Linked DNA regions of Homo sapiens: region 1 is linked to region 2. Evidence: chromatin loops called from intact Hi-C (ENCODE). Cell type or tissue: CD4-positive, alpha-beta T cell. All regions are shown on one strand. Links, peaks and the distances in the headings refer to the core of each region. The heading gives the core; the rest is flanking DNA.

Evidence for each region. Hi-C counts contacts between places; a loop is a spot of excess contacts. Peaks named below come from ENCODE experiments on the same cell type or tissue, not always from the same donor. Only the 100,000 strongest peaks of a DNase experiment are listed, where the experiment ranks them.
Region 1: a loop joins it to region 2, with 2.7 times the contacts of the local background. A loop is called at or near these places in 2 of 110 quality-filtered maps.

Annotation. Positions count from the first base shown.
Region 1 is chr15:63,185,943-63,194,272 of GRCh38, forward strand. It overlaps RAB8B (RAB8B, member RAS oncogene family), which reads left to right and starts at 3,664. Exons shown (of 8, transcript NM_016530.3): 1 at 3,664-3,806. The coding sequence starts at 3,683. It overlaps LOC101928972 (a long non-coding RNA gene), which reads right to left and starts at 3,489. Exons shown (of 4, transcript XR_932355.4): 1 at 2,904-3,489; 2 at 1,048-1,093. RefSeq lists enhancers at 3,089-3,238, 6,325-6,484, 7,766-8,266 and a silencer at 3,419-3,748. In CD4-positive, alpha-beta T cell, for the core only: no CTCF peak of the experiment used is centred there; DNase peaks (open chromatin) are centred at 3,519, 4,529, 6,179 and 8,139; H3K4me3 peaks cover 5,577 bases; H3K27ac peaks cover 5,224 bases.
Region 2 is chr15:63,606,464-63,614,793 of GRCh38, forward strand. HERC1 (HECT and RLD domain containing E3 ubiquitin protein ligase family member 1) reads right to left here. Exons shown (of 78, transcript NM_003922.4): 77 at 5,788-6,093; 78 at 2,155-2,803. The coding sequence ends at 2,618. It also overlaps a transcript of FBXL22 not described here. Among named protein-coding and RNA genes, the nearest start is that of USP3-AS1, 9.8 kb to the left of the region's middle. In CD4-positive, alpha-beta T cell, for the core only: CTCF peaks have their summits at 3,836 (motif pointing right) and 4,037; a DNase peak (open chromatin) is centred at 3,858; H3K27ac peaks cover 1,745 bases.

The sequences.
Region 1 (8,330 bases), core at 296-8,295, 420 kb before region 2:
TCTCAGCCAAATTTAATTTCGTTAAAGCCATTAAGAAAGGTGATTTCTTGCTCTCAAGTGTCATGGAGCAACTTAAACCAGTTTAAAAATTCTTAAACTATTTTGAAAATTTGCTTAGAGAACACACAGACCCTCAAGACTATGTTTGTAGAATCTTGGGAGTGGACCTCCAAGATGAATACATTACTGTGGAGAGTGAATAATGCCTTTGGAATTGTGCAACATGGCAGTCTTGCTTGCTACCATGAGGAAAGCTAGCCTGAGGACAAAGTAAACACAGAGAAGAGCAGGAACAAGAGCATACAGGAAAATGAACTAAAGCTTTGATCAAAACCAGCCAAAAGCTCACATAGACCTCATACCAGACAGACCTACTTTCAGCATCAAAACCCATTTCCTTAGAAAGTTCACAGGGAAGAACTCGGATTGACGCAGCCTGGGTCATATGCCCACCTCTGTGGCATGTGGAGTGAAGTGACATGATTCACAGCCATCATTAGAAAGAGGAGTGGCTTTCCAAAAACAGAAAGAGTGCTGGTCTGACAAAATTCACAGAAGGTAGACTCCTTGGACATCTAGATTTCTGTAGTCAAGCTGTCATGTACAATATTAACCCTATAGAAGGCTTCAATAAACATTTGCTAAATCAAATTGAATGTGCCTGGTGCTCTGCAGTGATGTAGTATTTACAGGGTGGGCTTGGGAAACTGACAGAAAGTATTGATGTGGTTCACTCAGAGCATAGTAACTTGGAGTTTAAAACGGGGTCCACTGATAGCTCTCGGAGAAAGAAGGAACAGTGGCAACCAGCAACCTGCTACCTGAAGTAACTGTACTGCTACAAATATACTTAATGTCCAGTCCTTTGAGCAAAATGCCTTGATTCAATAGTACTCAGTTACTACCACCAGAATCCGATATCTAAATAACATTGTTGCACAAAATATGAAAATGAATAATGTGTAAGAGAAAAAAATCTGATTCTTTTTGAAGTAGTATCAATATGTCAAAATGCTTGAATGGTTCAACAGTGGTGCACAAACTTACCAGCTAGAAAGTCCCAATATTATATATACTTGGTAGCAGAGAAAAACTGGGGAAGTGAAAATAAGACAACATTATTATTTTTTAAAATTCCCATCAATTAACAAAATTCCCCTAAGAAAATTTAGGGACTTTAAAATTCCTAATGCTAGTTTCTCTTTTGAACTTAAGTTCTTTACCGTATCACTACATTTTTATTCATATAGAAAGAGAGTGATAATAGTTGCATACAGACAGTGGGACTAAACATCATTTTAATAAATATGCGGTTTTTTTTTTTCTTTTGAGACAGAGTCTTGCTCTGTCACCCTGGCTGGAGTGCAGTGGTGCAATCTCGGCTCACTGCAAGCTCCGCCTCCCGGGTTCATGCCATTCTCCTGCCTCAGCCTCCCGAGTAGCTGGGACTACAGGCGCCCGCCACCATGCCCGGCTAATTTTTTGTACTTTTAGTAGAGACGGGGTTTCACCGTGTTAGCCAGGATGGTCTCGATCTCCTGACCTCGTGATCTGCCCGCCTGGGCCTCCCAAAGTGCTGGGATTACAGGCGTGAGCCACCGCGCCTGGCCATAAATATACATTTTTAAAAAGAAATAAATTCCACTGGTCTTTGCGGAATTTTTTCCCCTTCTTTTCCAGGAATGAGGAGGAAGATATAGAACAATCCACACTGTTCAGATCATGGCTGAAGCCACGTTCAGAGGCTTGCTCAAGGACTGGCTTGGGCAAGAGGGCTCAGCCTGTGCCAGAGGGCAGAATCCTTCTTCATTAGGGGCAGACACTGTGACTTTGAACTCATTAGAGCTTTGTTCCTATCTAGTGGACTCTAGGAATGAGACATTCCGTAAGCAGCAGCAGCAGCAGCAGCAGCCCTCTGGCTACTGTATGATCAATCAGTTAATGATGACACATTTCATCTTTTACCCGCATAGAAAATGAAGGCCAATTCTAGGGCCAACTAAGTCTTCTGCCACAATGCAACTGAGAATGGATTATCAGTGGCACTGTTCCTAAAGTCACAAGGCACACAGTATGTGTCCTTAGAAAAGCCTGCTGGTTTGTTCAACTAACTGTCCACGGTTTTTCCCCCCCCCCCTTTTCTTATTCCACTAATGGTGGAGTCCACTGGTTCCCTTAATAACCTCTAGCCTTCCAGAAGGTGTTTCCTTATAGCTAAGGTAAATGTCTGGACCAGTGGTTCTCAAATACTTTGGTTTCAAGACCCCTTCATCCTCTTAAAACTTATTGAAGACTCCAAGAAGCTTTTTTTCATGTGGGTTTTACCTGTCGGTATTTGACATATTAGAAATTAAAACTTCGAAGGGAGAACAACAGATGAGAGACACAGAGCCCTGGCAGGGTGGACTCCTAGTCCCACACCTTCTTAGCCTTTTGCTTCCACATTACCTGAACCAGTCAACACCCCTTTCACAACAGCTAATCCGGTTGGGTTTCTGCCACTAGCAAATGAAAGGGGACTGAACAATACATCCACAAAACAGAGAATTAGCCTAAGACAATAAATAATAAAGGATTAACTTGAGTATAACAGAATGCTGTTTCCTCCCTATATTCGTCATCAATTAAGTGAGAGCCTACTGAAGAGTAATGAATATTACCATCACTGCTAACAGTGCCTTATGGGTTTCAAAGAACTTTCACATTTAGTATTTAAGTTTCACTGGAACCCTATGAAGTATCTTGTTTCATATCCATTTTACAGATGAGAAAACTGAAATGTCCAGTGCCTGTGTGACTTGTCACAGCGGTTTTGCAGCAGAGCCAAGACTAAATTCAAATCTTACTCTCTAAATTCCCGTGGCCCGCCTCACAGGATGCTTGCAGTTTCATGGGGCACAGACCTGTAGCACAAGACTTCCCAGATTTAAAAATCCATCCTCCTGCGAGGAGAGGGGAGCGATCAGCGTAGCAGATTCTCTAAATACTCATTGTATTTGGCTCTGGTCTGTGTGGCGTGAAGAAGGGGGCACGAGTGAGGTTCGAGTTAGCATGGTAACCATTCTTTCTCAGCTCTGTGACTGAGGGGCTGCGGGAGGGGGTTATAGTGGTGCTGGGCATGGCCTCGGGGAGAAGCTGGATAATGCCCTCTGCAGATAACCCGTAGGCTGCGCCACAGCAGCGCCAAGGAAAGAAAGCATCTCTGCTCCAGGTCTCGGCGGAAGAGATGCGGGAACTACGGGGCTCTGATTCTGAGGTCCTGGATTTGGAAGGCGTCTGCACACAAAGAAATAACAAAGTTAAGTTCCCGCGGCTCGACCAGCAGAGTACGAAACGGGGCCTCCCTTCCCAGCTCGGGTGGAAACGCCTCCACCCTGTCACCCCGCCCATAGCAGGTCTTTTATCCGCTGGAGCCGCCTGGACAGTCCTCGCGGGGCACGCCCGAGGCTCCCCGGAGGAACTACAAGTCCCATGAAGTCCCGGGGCGCGGGCGGTGATGACGAAGCCCTCGCCGATTGGCCGCACGGGGCGGGGCGCGCAGGCCTTCTCCGAGAGGAGGGGCGGGGCGTGGGGCGGGGCGAGCAGCGGCGGATTGGCGGGCACGCCCCCTCGCCCGCGGCCCCCTCCCCGCCTCTCTCCACCGCCTCCTCTGGCTCCCCGGTCAGAGGGCCGGAGCGAGAAGATGGCGAAGACGTACGATTATCTCTTCAAGCTCCTGCTGATCGGCGACTCGGGGGTAGGCAAGACCTGCCTCCTGTTCCGCTTCTCAGAGGACGCCTTCAACACCACCTTCATCTCCACCATCGGTGAGGGAGGGGCCGCGGCCCGGGACCGGGTAGAGAATTGGGGGGCGGGTACTAGGGGACGGGGAAAGGGCGGGGGGCGCTTGGGAGCCCGGGAGAGGAGACCCCGGGGACTGCAAGGTGGCGGGGGCACTGAGAGGGGCGAGGGCGTGAGGGAGAGGGGCGAGGGCGTGAGGGAGAGAGGCGAGCGGGAACGTGAGGCTAAGGGCGAAGGGGGAACTTGGGGGCAAAGGAACGGGAAGGGGAACAGAGGAACAAGGACTAGGGGTATTGGGGGAACGAGAGGGTTCGGAGACTGACAGGGAGGGGTCTTTGAGGGACAAAATGTGTTGGGGGGAAGACTCAGGAAATCTCATGTAGAGAGAAGGGGATAGTGGACGTGCCAATGATTAAAAGACAGGAGAGGAAGGAAATGTGAAGGGGGAAATGAGGGATGGGGGCAATGAGAGGGATGTGAAGTAAAGGGACAGAGGACACAAGGGACAGAGAGGTGAGAACCAGGCAACTGGAAGGGAATTCAGGGGAATGAGCGGTCAGGAGGTGAGGAAGAAGGGGACGGCTGGCCACAGGAGGTCTGGACTGAGATGTCGTAGGAGGGGACAGAAGAAAATTGTAGGTGGAAGAAGAGTTCAAGGGATCAGAGGGCAGAATGAGGATACTTGATGGAGAAAGTAAAGGGATCTGGGTGTGAGACAGAAAGGAAAAGAGGAAGCAACATCATAGTAAAGGGAGGTTGAGCAGAGAAGACAGAGGAGATGGAAAAGAGAGGAAATGGAAAGTAGTGGGGCGCAAGACTTGCTATAGTAACTGATTACCATTTTCTCTTCACTTCCTTTGGATCAAGTGCAGGAGAAAGCAAAATGTGACTAATGATGGAATAATGTCTATAGAGCGTTAATTTGTTCTGTGAGTGTTAATGGATGTTAAGGGAATTGGTGACTTTTGGAAATGATGTGGTCAGGAAAATATGGTTCACCTCTTTACTACCATCTCCTGAGAAGCAAGACTTCTCAGTATTTTAAATCCTTCGGTTTGAATGTTTAACAGCTTCTCAGCCAAGGAAATGAACTTACATTCTACCTGCCTCCCTGTATATTTTGCTTTGGTTCTAATTATTGTTAAGTGAATCACAACATGTGATATACCTCTCAGTTACTTCCAATTGAATCAAGAGTTTTTCTGATCCTGGCTGGGAGCTGTCCTTTCTACTTTTGTACTGGAAGACACTGTGTTCAGGTAATAAGATCTCTTAACTTATCATAAACTGAAGACCAAGTCAAAGCTGGTTTTAAGCTGTTTTAGAAGTGACCACCTTAACATCATTTCTCCTGTTAAATAGTTGCAGGTTAATTAAGTACCTTAAGAATACCTCAGCTTTTGGTTGTGTTGGTGATGTTTCTGGCCTCTAATAGTGGCTTATTTAGTCATCTTTCGTATGGTTCTTACAGCATATTTCACCATGAATTTCTGGGTTGGGAAATAATAGAGAGCTAGTGCTTTGGTAATACGTGTGTTTAAATATTTGTGTATTTTTAAGGATAATTTATCTTTTTTTAAAAAAAGAGTATTTGGTATAGAACACTCTTTAAGTATTAGTAAAGGCTATGGTTTGTTTGCTCATTCTGGATTCTTTCATATAGATTGAATGGTCTAAAATCTCCTGGGTGTTATGATGTCTGGGCTTAGGGAAGTTTGAATTGCAAGTTCTTGGCAGTCAGTCTTGAGTGGGACTTTTTCTTTTCTGAAAAAGCAGATTTTAAATGTCATCTCTCAAGTATATTCCTAAGATTTGGTGGTAGCTGCTGGTACAGCAACTAAAGGGTGTTAATTTTTGACATTTGTATTAATTTCAAAGCCTCAAATAACAATTTTTCATTGTTGAATGCATACTGCAGTACAGATGGTAAAGGATAATTTCTAACAAGTTGAGTGGGTGTCCTTTTGTCCATTCTGTATTTGAGCCTCCCAGAAGTATCTCCTGCCTTGAAAGTAAGTGAATCTCGCTGATGCTGTTTTTGTTAAGCTTCTTGGACGACTTGCTTGTTTGTAATAGTTTTATTCGTTTTCTCTTTTTCCCTTAATTTTTGTCCCATGTTTCCTGTAAGGGTATCTGGTTCCTTTTAAAATAGTAGCTTTTAAAAATTACTTTTCATTTTGAAGGGTTCAAGTCTATCAGTGGATTTCAAAAAATGATGGAAATGAGGTTCTTTGGAGGGTGACAGCTATGAAGGCATGAAAACCAGTGTCCTGAAACAGATTAGAATAGGAAGTGAACATGAAAAGGAGGTGAATCTCATGTGACATCTTGGTCTTTATATTTTCTGTGAGGTGGATGTGGTAAAAAGAGGTGTGAGCTGTGTCTTCAGTTGACGTGGAGGAGGGGAAATCCCATACCTCTTATTTAGCCCCAGAGCTCCAACAGGAAGTGGTAGCACACTGCCTTCAAACTGCAGAATTTATATACACACTGCCTTCAAACTGCAGAATTATATAGAAACCTAATGCTCTGCAGTCAAAATTAAGCTGGGAAAATAAGGTGAATGTTAGCACCATTCTGGTTCCACAGACTCTTCACTGATTACAAGTATAGATTTTGAGTGTTGACATCTCTAGCAGCCACTCCCTCCATGCCCCTCACCTCATTCCCAGGTGATCTGAAGTTACTGAGGTGACAGCCCATCTCCTCCCTAGTCATGAAGTACCTAAGTGTGTAAGTTCCTGTGCTTTTCTGACTGGGTTTTGATGAAGTCTGCCATAGCATTGCTGACAGCACTTGATAAGCTCTGTGTCATACGGAAAAGATGTATTTCTCAACGCCTGGGGTTTGTGTGTATGTGTTTTGGTAGATATGTATGGGTGTCTGTTTCTTCCCATGAAGATACATTTTAAGTCTTAATTTTGCTTTGTCAAAGTTTTAGTAGTTTTAAAAATGGTAATCTGCCATCTTTCGACACTGTTTTGATAGGGGTTCTGTCATCACGAAGGGAAGGAGACAGTCATTTTGATTCCAGATACAGTTGTCTCAGAGATACTTTCTTCTTCTCACTTCTCTAAGGTCTTGCTATTGGCTGGGTGTGGTGGCTCAAGCTTGTAACCCCAGCACTTTGGGAGACTGAGGTGGGAGGATCACTTGAAGCCAGGAGTTCAAGACCAGCCTGGGAAACATAGCGAGACTCTGTCTCTACAAAAATACAAAAATTCACCAAACGGTGTATGCCTGTATTCCTAGCTACTTGGGAGGCTGAGGCAGGAAGATCACTTGAGGCCAGGAGTTTGACACCAGTCTGGGCAACATAGCAAGACCCCATCTCTACAAAAAGTAAATTAAAAAATTAGCCAGGTGGAGTGGTGCACACCTTTAGTACTAGCTACTTGGGAGGCTGAGGCAGGAGGATAACGTGAGCCCAGGAGTTCAAGGTTATTACAGTAAGCTATGATTGCACCACTGCTCTCCAGCCTGGGAGACAGAGCAAGATTCTGTCTCTAAAAAATAGATAAGTAAATAAATAAGGTTTTGCTATCTTCTCTGATATCTCAGGTCCCTTCATTTCCTTTTTGCTCTTTGAGGGGTGTTGGAAGGTAGATTTTCTTGTATCTGACTTTTTGAAGATCTTCTAGTATATCTGTCAATAGTTTAGTTAACTGTGAGGAAAGGATGTTTTATCCATTTGAAATTATTGGTCAAGTGCCTAGGACCAACTCGCCTTTCACTCCAAATGTTTGAAAATTGAATTTTTTTTATTGGCTCTAAAAACCCTTATGTAATCATAATTAACATTTAATTGGCCAAGCGCAGTGGCTCATGCCTGTAATCTCAGCACTTTGGGAGGCCAAGGCAGGCGGATCACAAGGTCAGGAGATTGAGACCATCCCGGCTAATACGGTGAACCCCGTCTCTACTAAAAAATACAAAAAATTAGCCGGGGGTGGCAGCGGGCACCTGTAGTCCCAGCTACTTGGGAGGCTGAGGCAGGAGAATGGCGTGAACCTGGGAGGCCGAGCTTGCAGTGAGCTGAGATCGCGCCACTGCATTCCAGCCTGGGCGACAGAGCAAGACTCCATCTCAAAAAACAACAACAACAACAACATCAAAAACATTTAATTAAGTGCCTGTAAAATGTAACATAAAGACAACTAGGAATGATGATACAGTTAGCTATAGATTATATTTCCTCTGGGAAATGGATGCATTTTAATATTGATATGAGGGCATACCGACGTCTTGAAATGGCTCTGGACAGAAAAAGGTGCTGGTTTAACAAAAAGAGATAACCCAGCCCTGTCCTCTTGACAGGACAATCAGAGCTTCTTCCCTTTGCCGTCTCTCTGCTGCCCTGCCCCCTTCTTCCTGTTAGGTATTTCCTGAGTGGTTTCACTATTTAGTATAGTCATAGTTTAACAGCAGAAAGAGTCTTAGATATTATCTACTTTATTCCTGTCCCAATTTTATAAATAAAAAAAAAATGAAGGTTTAATTGACACCCTCAAAATTACACAGCTGATTATAGCAGATCCTGTAGTGAAACC
Region 2 (8,330 bases), core at 243-8,242:
TAAGAGCTGAAAGTAAACCAAGGGAAGCACCTGCACCAGGCCCACTTCAGCTCCTCAGATCAGGGACTTGTGCTTCCCCCTTTCCAGAGTTTTCAAAAAGTCAAGAGAGGCCGGGCACAGTGGCTCATGTGTGTAATCCCAGCACTTTGGGAGATCAAGGTGGAAGGACTGCTTGAGGCCAGGAGTTCCAGACTAGCCTGGGCAACATAGTGAGACCCTGTCTCTGCAAAAATGAAAACATAGTCAAGACAATGAGGAAATAACAGTTTCTGGCAACGAAACAGTGTGTGTTATAAAATCATGGCACTGTGCAGATTCCCCTCACAGGGTCAAACCTGAGCTGCTGTCTGTTAGCCCTGAGCCCAGGACCTGCAACCATGAGTGCCAGCCTTCTGGGGGTCCTCCTGCCCCCGAGTCCAGAGCAAACTGTGGCAGCAGCACAGGGTGAGGCATTATTTTGAATTTAGAGACTGCAGAGGTATCCTTTGCTCTGCATGTCCTCAGCCCAGCTCAGCAAGAGGGACGCAGGAAGCGGCTCAGAAGACCCTAAGAGGCCTCTCCTGGATTCGTCCAGGATCTTGGCAGCACAGATGCTTTTTTTTTTTTTTTTCTCACTCTGTCGCCCAGGCTAGAGTGCAGTGGCGCGATCTTGGCTCACTGCAAGCTCTGCCTCTCGGGTTCATGCCATTCTCCTGCCTCAGCCTCCTGAGTAGCTGGGACTACAGGTGCCCACCACCATGCCCAGCTAATTTTTTTTATTTTTAGTAGAGACGGGGTTTCACCATGTTAGCTAGGATGGTCTCGATCTCCTGACCTTGTGATCCACCCGCCTCGGCCTCCCAAAGTGCTGGGATTACAGGCGTGAGCCTTTCTTTTCTTAAATTCTCTCCTGGTCCAGAGGCCCAGGCAGGGCCTTCCCACCCCGAGCAGGAGGGCTTCAAGCCCAAAGCCCTTCAACGATGCTACTGACTGCGCTCTTAGATCGGTATTAAAGCCTCATCTTTACCCAGAACTCCTGGGGTTCCCCCCAAAGCTGGAGTCTCTCCCTGAGACCCAATTCTAGTTGAAGCCTTTTTTCAATAAAACGAAGATGTCATCATTCTAAATATTATTAGGTATTCTCACTAAGAAAGATCCATTTACCACATTATCTTAGCTGGCAAAACCTTATTTTTCTTTTAATTTCTCTTTGAAGACATACACCTATCTTCCTTGTGGAAAATAACTGCCTGCAGAGGGCTGTCTGTCTGGCACCTCATTTGAGCAGGCTGTCGGCAAAGACCCTGTCCGCGAAGTACAGTGGAAGTAGCCTGTGGCATGAACTTGCTGTAGGTGAGGGAGACAAGCTGTCCACAGGCCTTCCCCTCTTCCTGCACACACTCCAAGAGGCCAAAGCCCTCCCAGCTGCTCTCAAGATGGCCCTTTCCCCCAGAAACACAGGCTCACCCTGATGCTGCTGAACACACACACAGCACTCAGGGCCCGCAGGGGCTAGCTGAGTTTGAGCACCAAGAATGTAACCCCTTCCCCAGACCTCTGCACAATTCTATCATTCAAGGATATGAAAGCCACTCATCAGTTCTCATGCTAATTCACACATTCACTCACTCATTCACTCATTGATACATGCTAAGTGCCTGCTAGCAGTTGCTGGCCTTTCTGTAACACCTTCCACTTGGCTGCCCTCCCCACTGAGACATGTTGTAAACTACCCTGTTCTTTAATTCCATCACGTGCTCATTTTGTCTTTGTAGGTTCTTCATAGGAAGGGCCAGATGGCATTACTGTGGTCCTCTTCCTCCTTGTCTGGTAGAGTCGCCCTCCACATGAGGTAGCTGGGGCTGTCCAGAGAAGGATGCGTGGTACTGAGAGGGGCGGAGCAGCTGAGGGAACAAAGTCAGAGAGACCCAGGATGACAGAAGAACAATGGAAAATAGGGGCTTCCAACCCAGAGGGATCTCCTAGAACCACACGGTTCTCTGATACGTTATTTCCAAGTGAAGCCCACCCTCAATGTAAAGAAATGTTTCTGAATGGGTCAAAAAGCCATCAGAGCAAGACCAGCCTGGAAGCTCATTCTGTTCTGGGCTAATGTCTGCCTCGATGGTAACCCCTAGTCAGAAGCTCCGCAGGAAGCAATACCAAGAGCCACGCTCCAATTCCTGAATCTGCTTTATTTCTCTGCATAAGGAACCCTGAACAGGCAATTCAAATTAAAACAAAATAAATATATGAATATTCATGTAAAACTGTCCTTTCTAATGAACAATTATACACAATGTACAATTTCATGTTCACTGGGTGGATTTACAAAAATGTACCATTCCCAACTAAAAATGCACCAAAATGGTTTCATGCAAACTTATCAAAAGTGACCAAAAATATGGAGGGAAAAACCTGACTGAGAGCACTTCGTTTTTGTTGTTTTTGTACAATCACAGAAAAATAAAAACATCTAATTTCTTTGTTACATTTAGAGTAACTAAATGTGGCCATTGTTTATAATGTTGGTTTATGTTCTTATAACATCTATGTAGTTACCATAAAAGTATATCAACATCAAATCAGAAGTGAGCATTATTGAGGGAGAGAAGGGAGGGTGAGAGCACCCGCACGGTCAGTAGTCAGTGTCGGAGCCCTCGGCGTTGTCCACGTTTCTCGAGAGCATGTAGTTGTCCATGTCGATTGAGCGGCAGTTGTTGATGGCATAGCGCAGGCGCTCGGCCATGACCAGCTGGCTGGAGTACGGGGGCAGCCTCAGCTGGAAGAAGCAGGTCTGTGAGGTAGGCAGACTGTCGTAAGGCTGTGGAGAGAGACCCAGAGCCGTGACTGGGGACATCAGAGTGCCATAAGGGGGAGTGGGGCTGCCCATGACCTCTCCCTGCCTTCAAGATGGAATTAACATGGCCACATGGTTAAGTCAAGTGGACACAGAGACTGGGCCAGATAGAATGAGCTGAGGCCCTACTGCCCCGTGGCCCTCGAGGCTCTGGGTGAAGATGTTCCTTCTTGTCCTCACCTCCTCCAGTGCCTGTGTGTGTAAAGTGAGGAGAAGCTCTGACTGGCAGGATTGCTTGAGAGAATACACTACGCACAGCGCCTGGCACAGGATGAGAGTGTAGTAAGAGGGCACCTGTCCTTCATACCCATCCACCAAGAGGGTGCAGACTGGAAGCCAGCTGCAGGGATGCCCCCACAGAGCAGGTAGAATGGAAAGAACGACTGTGAGGTGCAGCTGGCCATGGGAGCCTCTTTGCCCCCTCTCCTCTCCCTGTCCTCATGTGCATTCTGCCTCCTTTGCAGGCGCCATGGCTGCCTCGCACAGCTCACATAAGGAAGGGGCAGTCAATTAAACTCCAGTCCATCCATTCAACTGACGGTGATGCATCATTTAAAATGATAATTATGATGACTGGCAGCAAAACAGAAAGGTGTTCAGGATACATTAGGAGGTTAAAGGCAGAAAAAATTCTAGATACATCATATAAAAATTTGTACAATTGAGGCAAAGACTATGAGGAATTTCACAAAGGTAAAAATAGCTACTACTGGAGAGACAGGATTATATACGTTCCCTATCCCTCCTTGCAAACATAACTATTTTCTAAACAATTTGTAATAATAGTAATGGCATTATAGTGTTTTTATAAATTTTTAAAACGTTTGCTTAAAAAAAAAAAAAAGAACCTGTCTTCTCTCACTCAACCTCCTCTTGAAATCAGCCCTCCTCCCCAGAGCCCACACCTAGGTAAGCCACATGTCCTGCTATGGGAGGTGGATGGCCCAGCAGCCCAAATGCACCAGAGCCAGTGATGACACAGCTCAACGCAGAAAAACTGAAAGCAGCAAGGAAGGGAGGTGCCACTAGGTGGCTCTGATGACCTAAATGTGAGTACTGTAGAAATGATCTAAAAGCCACAGAGGAACCGACCACGGTAGTCAGTTACTGATGCTGACAACCCTGAGACCGGAGATTAGTGGTGGATTAACTCCTAGAACGGCAGGAGTAGCCCAGGACAGATATAAGGCAAGGGTTGTTTCCAGAGCTGAGTAGAAATGAGCCATTTCCTCCTTCCTACTTCTCTCTGAAGCAACAAAACAGATTTACAACTTACAGTTCTTGGCAAGTCATGCAGAAAATTTATGGAAAGGCTCTTTTATAATCCTTCCTGCACGTGGCTTCTCCAGCAAGCCTAGCCCAGGAGCAGAGCAGCAGCCTGCAGCCTCAGGAGGCAGCACAGGGAGGAATAGCTTTGGCTACACCAGAAAGCCAGACACTTAAACTGGCAGGAAGGGCCTGTGTGTGAAGAGGCCCCACTTCCCTTACTGTTTTCTGAACAAACATCATGGGCCCTGCTCAGAGAACTGCCCAGCTCATGTGGGAGAGAGGGCTTGTGAAGAGTGGGGATGGAGACAGAGGGAGGAGAGGCACTCCTAACTGAATGCAGTAAGTTCTGGGTTTGAGGGCTGTACCCAGTGTTCAGGAGGTGGAGAGAAGGAGTCTGGCTAGGTCTGCCTTCAGCAATGGTAGGGGCACTCCTGGAAAGCATCTAGGAGGGGTTCTTGGAGGAGATGACTGGCATTGGGCTTATAGGATGAGTAAGTGCTTGCCAGAGATAGAAGGAAAGGGGTGTGAAGAAGGACTTACTAAAGCAGAGGGAACAGGTTACATAAAAGCACAGAATTTTAAAAACAGCCTGGTCTACTGGGGAGAAAGGCAAGCAGCCCATTATGACCAGAACATGAGAAGTATCAAGACGTCACATCAGAAAGTGGGGCAGAGGCCAGACTGTGGAAGTGTTTAAGGCAGCTAAGGTCATTGGCATTTATTTCGGAGTCAACAAAGGGGGTCTCTGAAAGGTCTAAAAGGAGGAGAGTGACATGGTCAGACAGGTGCTTAAGAAAGATGACTCTGGCAGCAGTGTGCTTTTCAGACTCTAAGCCCTCTTATTCCTAAGCCATCTGTCAAAATCACAGCTGGGCTGGGGCTCTGCAGCTGGGGCCTTTCATCAGATGGCAGAGATGCAGCCCTGCCTGCTCCACAAGGCACACAACACAAGTGGGCACAGAGGTTATCGTTGCTCCCCACATCTTTGGGTTCCTTCTGGGGCACACCCACCAGTTAATGGTTAATATTTTCATGAAAACAAACAAGGCCATGCCTCAGCACAGGAAGAGGCAGTATGATGATCCTTCTGCCAAGTTCAGCTTTAACTCAGGAAGATGCTGGAAGATTTAGGGAAGGTTGTTGGTTGTAGTATGCTCTCTTCATCCACTTAGGACTCTTCCCACTGAAGCTAAATGATATTTCTAAACAAATTTTACTGCTTGATTTTTTTCATTAATCTGGAAATTCTAAGTATTAATAAGCATGAATCGGCAGGCCTACTTGAGGGTCATAGTTTGTTTTCCCCAACATAAAAGCAACAAGGCGCAGAGGGCCAGGCGTGTTGGCTCACGCCTGTAATCCCAGCACTTTGGGAGGCCAACGTGACCAGATCACCTGAGGTCAGTAGTTCAAGACCAGCCTGGCCAACATGGTGAATCCCCGTCTCTACCAAAATATACAAAAAAATTAGCCAGGCGTGGTGGCACGCACCTGTAGTCCCAGCTACTGCGGAGGCTGAGGCAGGAGAACTGCTTGAAGCTAGGAAGCGGAGGTTGCAGTAAGCTAAAATCATGCCACTGCACTCCAGCCTGGGCCACAGAGTGAGACCCTGTCTCAACAAAAACAACAATGAAGCAATAAGGCAGACATTACAAAGGAAAAAAGAATAGCTTACTTACCCTATCAACCTTCATGATTTGAAATCTCTGAGAAATGTCAGCAGTGTTGGCTGGTAGTCGAGATCTTCCTGACACAAACCTCATGAAAAGCACCCGCTCCTCATTGGAGAACTCTTCCAGCGTGTGCCAGAACCACTGCACCAGCTGATGCTGCTCATCCACCTCACGGTACCGCACCACTTTCTTCAAGACTTCCACAGAGATCTCGGGCATCCCACACACCATCTGCTCCAGTTGTTTTGCTGTGAGGAGGGACAGCAGCGGCACAGGAACAATCCAGGACATCCCTTCTCGGACTGCAGCCACCTGCTCCCGGGAGAGGTTGCTCATTCAATGAGTGTGCGTGAACCTGGCACCCACCAAGGGCCCTGTGGGGCTAGGCGCCTCCTGATGCCTGCTCGTCCGCTCCCCAGACCCTCTACTTGTTTCTCAGACCGCCAGGCACGAGAGTCAGTCAAAAAGGCCCACCCTCCCTGCCTCTCAACCCTTGTTAGAGTGCCTCCCTGCTGTGGGATTCTTACACTCCTGGTTCCAGTTCAAGTCCAATTTAGGAGCCTGCCTTCCCTCTACCACAAAATCTCAGCCCACTGGGGCCTTCCCTGATGCCAGCCCCACTCACTCATATTCCTAATCATATGTGCCCATGTGCTGTCAAACTATGCATGTGTGGACACTTCATCTCATAAAGGTAAGAAGCTTTGGGGGCACTCAACTAGCTGCCTACTGTTTTTTAAATTTATATTTGTCTTTTGAAAATAATTATATCCTTTTTGTAAAAATTATTTGTGCTCATCGTAAAAAAAATCTGAAAAGTACAAAGAAGAAAGTAAAAATGGGAAGTCCTTCTTTAGGAAGGCAATAGAAGAGGCAATGAATTTAGTGAAGAGACTTGGGTTCTAACTCCCAGCTCTGCCAATTATTAACTCTCTTAATTTTTCCGTCTGAAAAAAGCAGATATTGCTGCTCTCATGTGGCTCTGATGAGAACTGTATATGAGTAACTACATGAAATTCTGTGTGACTGGGTAATTCTACCCTGCTCTGTTCTCTTAGCATCATAGTGCTGGGCACAGGCAAGTTGGGGAGTGCCAAGTAGGGTGCAACCAGGGGCTGCCTTGACAGCTTGTTTAGAAAAATGTCTCCTCCAATATTATACAGTAGTGCATACCCTACACACAGACTCACCACTGTTCAAGGTTTGTTTCATAAATACTTCTTTGCTCTTGGCCAACTCAAAACCATCTACCACCATTTAAAAAGTCTAAGAATCTGAATAGGGACCATACCTTAAGGAAGTGAGTAACTATGTGAGGTGATGGATATGTTAATTTGCTTCACTATAATAACCTTTTTACTATCTATATGCATATCCTATATTATCGTGTTGTACACCTTAAATATACATAATAAAATTTATTATATATATAAAAAAAAACTGGGCCAAGTACAATGGTTTGCCCTGTCATCCCAGCTACTTGGAAGGCTAAGGCAGGAGATCCCTTGAGCCCAACAGTTCAAAGCTGCAGTGAGTGCCACTGCACTCCAGCCTGGGTGACAGAGCAAGACCCTCTCTTAAAAAATAAAATAATAAAAAACTGGCACTAAGGTTGTCCCATAAGGATCAGAGATTGGCAGTAAAGGCAGTCTCTTCTGATAGTAAAGGTCAATACCCCACCAAAGTCTGCCAAACGAAAACAAAAACGAACAAGCTGTTATGCTTGGTGGAACACAAAACAAAAGCTGTCTGGAAAAAAAATTAGGCTGAGGTATGGGGCTGGCTGCTTGGAGATGGCAGGGGGACAACTGAGGACAGTTATGGGATAAACACTCAGTTCTAAGAGATGAAGAGGAACCAAAGACCAATTCATATATAAAGAAAGAGGAGGAAGGGCTTGTTACTGAGAACAGAACAAAGCCAGGGCAGAGCAGAACACAGCTGTGGAAAGGGAGTGTCCATCCAACCCTCAGAAGAAGGGTCATCAGAAAAGCCTGGACACCATCTTAGAGCCTGGTTTGGGGTCTTGGCTCTGCTGTGGGCACTCAGTGCTTTCTTCTGTGAAACAGAGCTGGCAATCCTTACCTCACAGAGTAACTATGGGAAAAATGGCACCCAAGAGTGCCTGGCACCATGGCTGGCGTGCAGAAGGTTATCAATACATTTCTAGTCAGTTATTTATTCTCTGAGGATTAAAAATATTCATCAACTGGAGACAAACACTAATCCCTGGCTGTGTAAATAGCATCACTGACAAGACCCAACTTCACTAGGCTAAAGATATCATTTTTCTGATGGGACTTGGCCCAAAGTCTAAGAAGGAGCTGGGAGTGAGGGGTATGGAGTATGTATACTTCAAATCACTAAACTTCTATAGCTTCACAGCCTGAGTCCAGCTCTTGAGAAGACCCCAACATATTCTGCAAATAAAGTATTACTGAAATGCTATTAATGACTGTATTATCAAAAGAACCATTTTTGGACACCATATTTATGACCACATGAGTGGTCACTCATTCACACTCCCATTATTAAATGCTTACTTACCT